Linked DNA regions of Homo sapiens: region 2 is linked to region 1. A link is a loop called in an ENCODE intact Hi-C map of the cell type or tissue named here. Cell type or tissue: GM12878. All regions are shown on one strand.

Region 1 (2,500 bases):
GCCAGTTACCTGGCCATACTGAGGGGCAAGTAGGGAATGGGTCCTGGTCAATGCTAAGGGGTTAGACACAAGATGATGAGACTAGAGAAGGTTCTCTGGAGCTACAGGTTGGGGATCAGAAGTGCTACATTCAGACACAACCATGATATATTATATGGATAATACGCCCCACCAGTCAATGCAAAAGACATCATACCTTATCCTTCTTGATACTGTTTAAAAATTGGATATTCCCACACCACCCACATAGATATTTTATACTTACTTTAATAAGTTCAATTTAACTGTGTGTGTGTGTGTGTGTGTGTGTGTGTGTGTATGTGTATGTGTGGATGAATAAGGCATGGCATTAGGGGTACAAAAATGAGAAATACTAAGTCCCTCCCCTCATGGCTCTGGCAGTCTGATAGAGAAAGGGGAAATAGGGAAAGAAAACTAACATTTATTAAACATCTACCACTAACATAAATTAAAGAGACCAGTAGAGGGAAACACAGATAGATCACATATATTTGCTATGATATAAAGAAGAGATTTTTTATAGTTTAATACAACTCAAAATATTAAAAGGACAGAATTTCTGGGCCAGTTGGACTAAATGGGTGGTTTCTCTTGGCTCAGACCAGGAAAAAGAAATCTGATAAGAATTGGTCTTATTACTCTTTTGATGATCACCTTGTTTACCCATCAAGGAGGGTTTGGGAAGGACCCAGGAACTCAGCTTATAGACTTTGGCCATTGACAGTTTCCAAAACCAAGAATATAGAACCCAGAGAGATGGATAATATGGGAGAGTTGTCAATTCATAAAATGCTTTAGCAATACCCAGAGACTCATGGGAGTGAATATTACCATCCTCTACTTGGCATGCAGATACTATAATTTACAACATGAAGTTTACATAAAAGGAATTGTTCTCTCTGATTGGCATTTGGGAGATGGGCCCTGATGATAAGTGCACTCCTTTGCAGGGCTGGCCAATAATATTTCAGTCCCTGGCCTTTTCAAACCACTTTGTCAGAGGCTCTGCAAAGATGCATTGATTTATCTTGTGACAACAATAAAGAATTTGAGATCCTGGCAGGAAAACCAGAGGAGAAATCCAGCAGGGTTTTAAATCCGGGACCAAAACTTGGGAGAGAAATGTGAATTGGTTATGCATCCAGAAGAGATAGTTGAATCCATGGAAGGGTGATTATTCCCTCACTTGGAAGTAAAGGAGGAACAGCAGAAAAGGGAAGACAACTTATAGGAATCTGGATGTTGCGGGAGAAAGAGGATGCAGAGAGGAAACTGGAAATGAGATGTTAATTTCTTAGAAACAAATGAAAAGGAAACCATGGAAGTAAAGAGTTTCACAAAGGAGGGCACAGCAAGTTCAAATGTGGCCAAGACACTATGAGATGGAGAACCGAGAAAAGGCCCTTGAAGCAGGTGGTGAAAGACATCACTGATCATCTCTGTGACAGCAGTTTCACTAACACTAACAACTGTACAGTGTTTTTCAGTTCATGGGGAGAAAACGTCTTCCTCATCTATTAGCTCATCTGATGCTCATAACAAATGTGATGAAGAAAGCGAGGTTCGGATAGTAAGTGGCTGATCCAGAAACTGATCCAGGCCTTCTGATCTCAAATCATATTCTGTTTCTGCTGTGTTACATGGTTGTCTTTCAGAAAAGCACCTTGGGGTTGAAGTTGGACTGTAAGAAAGGTGTGAGGTGCAAGGATGTGGCCAAGGTCAAGGGCAACAAGACTAGAGCATCCACTTTACAAATTTGAGTGAATGGAGGCTGACTAGTAATTTTAGGGACTTTTTTGTTCTAGGATAAAAATACTTATAAATGTTTAGAACCAATAAAAAGCAAAGATTGGTTACCAAGAGAGATGGAGGAAGATCCTAGAAGGGGGAGAAGGGAAATGGGACCAAGAACACATGTGGAGGACTATGTCACAGCAAGACAGAGGGCCTTTGAGGGTGTAAAGGCAGAAGAAACGCTGTGCTGGAGAAAAGAGAACTTGAGGAACACCCTATTGTTGGAGGAAAACACAGTGAGGTCATCTTCTGAAGCTAAGAAGGGGAAGGAAAGCTGCTGTGGGGCATTTTCTTCATGGCCTCCTGACACCCTCCTGGGGTTCGAGAAGTCACGGAGATGACTCAACACAGCACTGCCACTTTTTGTCACTGGCTGTTTTCTTTGGGATAACTATGGTATAATGTAAACAGTACTGGGCTTGGGCACCCAACACTCAGAGTACAGTTTTGTCCCTGAGAGGTCTCGTTGGCTTTATGTCCAGGAACTCCAGCTCCTGGACACTGCATCTGAAAATTGCACTGTTATCTCAAATTCAATGGGACAGAATCCAGCAGAAAATAACAGAATCTTAAGTGCCAGAAAAATTACCTGGTCTAATTCTTGGATTCCCTCTGTAATATACCCTACCAATTGCCCTGCTTGATCATTTCCTGTGACAAGGTACTCACTACTTCTTTAGGCAGC
Region 2 (2,500 bases), 130 kb before region 1:
TTTTTTATTCTTTTTTTACTTTTAGCTGACTGAGTTATTTCAAAAGACATGTTTTCAAGTTTTGAAATTCTTTACTCCACTTGACTTATTCCATTGTTGAAGCTTTCAAATTTATTTATTTATTTATTTTTTAATGAATTCTTCAGTTCCAGAATTTCTGTTTGTTTTTTTTTAATGTTATTTATTTCTTTGCTAAGCTGCTCATTCATGTCCTGAATTGTTTTTCTGAGGTATTGTTTTTATGTGTTCTGTTTTATCTTACTGAGCTTCTTTAATATCATTACTTTAACTTACTTATCCAGGATTTCATAAATTTCTTTTTGATTGGAACCTGGTTGCTGGAGAATTATTACGTTCCTTTGGAAGTGTCATATTTTGAAGTGTCATATTTTACTTGCTTTTTTATGCTTCTTGTGTCCTTATGTTGATATCTGTGCATCTGGTGTAACAGTCACTTCTTGAATTTTTTAAAATTTTGCTTTTGTAGGGGACAATTTTTCCTAAAGATATATCTATGATTTCAGTTGGGTAAGGCACTTTGGCTTTGATTCTGAGTATGTGCAGTAGTGTAGTCTTCATGTGACTTATTTGGCTGTACACAGCACCAGTGGTTTCTGTGATTTCCTCAGTGGCTTAGGGTGTGGTTGTTGACGAAGGATGTAGTGATGTTTTTCTGGGGATGGGGATACCAGGTGGGCCTCTCCTTGGGCCCCAGTAGTGGCAGTGGCAAGCTGAGCATGCCTGTCCTTGGGATCCAGGGTGGCATATTCTGGCACGGATGTTAGCAGGTTCAGGTCAGCTTATTCTTGGGCTTCCAGGCAGCCTACTCAGGTGCTGTTAGTGGCAGTGGTGGGCTTCGCAGGTGGGTGTGGCATGGGTGATGGAGGTAGCAGTGGTAGCGCTAACCTCTGGGTCCTAAGCAGTCTGCACTGGTGTTGACAGTGGCTGTGATGGGCTAGGTGGCCTAGTCCCCAGGCCTGGAGGTGGCACATGTGGGGAGGGGGGGATGCCACTCTGGTGGTAGCAGAAGGCTAGGTGATCCCACCCTCAGACCCCCAGAAAGACTGCTCAGGTGCCAAGGATGGTGGATCAGGCTGGGTAGTCCCCAGGCCCCTGGATGGCATATTTGGGCACTGAAAAAATGGAACCAGGCCAGGTAAATCTGTCATCAGGACCACTGGTGGTACATGCAGATGCTGTCTGTGGTAGGCCAGGGTGAGGTCATCCCCAGGCCCAAGGCAAAATGTTTAGGTGGGTGTGGCAGCAGCTGCACTGCAGCCCTGCTACTGGTGAGGGCAGTGTTGCTTTCAGCGGCAGCAATCATATGCCGGCAGCTGGGAAATATGCACTTTATTTATGCTTTGGCCCCAGCTGCTATAGCCTGCAGCAGCAGCTGCTGCAAGTGGGGGAGTTTGTCTTTGAGGCATGTGAAAATGCATGGAAACTTTGCTGCTGGTGGCAGCAGGATCTTTGCCAATGGCTAGTGCTTTAGCTCTGGAGGCAGCAGCCAGCTGCAGCAGTGGCTGCAGGTAAGGAATATAAGTTGGGCTCCAGAGATGTGGAAATGCAGGGGCTACTGGGCCCCTGGACGGGATGCAGTGTTGCGGGGGCTGGGCTTTTAATATGGAACCTTGCTGTAGCTGCTTATGGCTTCATGAGGGAAAGGGTGAGCCCTAGTATGAGCTCCCTCTCCGGAGCAATACCTTCACATGGTCTTTAGGCAGCTTCCTATGTTAGTCACAGGGATTGCGAGGGTCTAGGAGTTTTCCTGTAGCTAAGATGCAGGAGTCCATGGTTGGAATGTACATCACTGGAGGTCACTTGCTTACTCTTTCCCTGCATTAGAGAGCCTCTCCAGGCTCTCAGCCAATCCTACTGAGCAGTCTGCCTTGCTTCCCTCTCTTTTCCGTGCTTTAAGTGTTTTCTGTTACTTCTATATTGAATTCCAGTGCTCTCTCTTTGATGATCTATTTGAAGTGTGATTATCTACTCACTATTTGGTTCTTCTTTGTGGAAAAGGCGTTTACCAGATGCCTCTAGTCAGCCACCTTGAAGCCCCTCAACATTAAATTTTGAAAAAGTTGCAGCGTAGTATATATAGTATGAAAGCAATATATAAAAACACACATGCATGTATACACATATACATGTGTGTATATACATATACATATGCACAAGCACAGTTATAAACTTATATAGAATATATATTACACATTAATATTATTTACTATATAATACACCTAGACTGTTAAAATATATATTTGTATATTTTTATACATCTATATATGTCAAAGTGTGTTCGCGTGTATGTATGTGTATATCTCTGTGTGTGTGTATATTTATATATATATATATACATTTTTTTTTTTCACAGTGATTATCCCTGAGGAGTGGCATTGGGGGGAAGGTGTGCAAAACCAGGAAATTTTTACTCTTTGATTATAAACTTCTCTAGTGTTAGACTTTTTTTTTTTTTACAGTTAGCAAGCATTACTTACAT

Evidence for each region. A loop is a pair of places that touch in the nucleus more often than their neighbours do. Peaks named below come from ENCODE experiments on the same cell type or tissue, not always from the same donor. Only the 100,000 strongest peaks of a DNase experiment are listed, where the experiment ranks them.
Region 2: it touches region 1 in a loop (4-fold over the local background); 2 of 110 quality-filtered maps call a loop at or near these places.

Annotation. Positions count from the first base shown.
Region 1 is chr11:115,994,913-115,997,412 of GRCh38, forward strand. No RefSeq gene overlaps it. Among named protein-coding and RNA genes, the nearest start is that of LINC02703, 77 kb to the left of the region's middle. RefSeq lists enhancers at 1,316-1,415, 1,939-2,088. In GM12878, no CTCF peak of the experiment used is centred here; DNase peaks (open chromatin) are centred at 1,449 and 2,088; H3K27ac peaks cover 1,860 bases.
Region 2 is chr11:115,868,691-115,871,190 of GRCh38, forward strand. The region is part of intron 2 of LINC02698 (long intergenic non-protein coding RNA 2698); the gene reads left to right. Among named protein-coding and RNA genes, the nearest start is that of LINC02703, 50 kb to the right of the region's middle. RefSeq lists a silencer at 1,362-1,411. In GM12878, a CTCF peak has its summit at 1,286; a DNase peak (open chromatin) is centred at 1,301.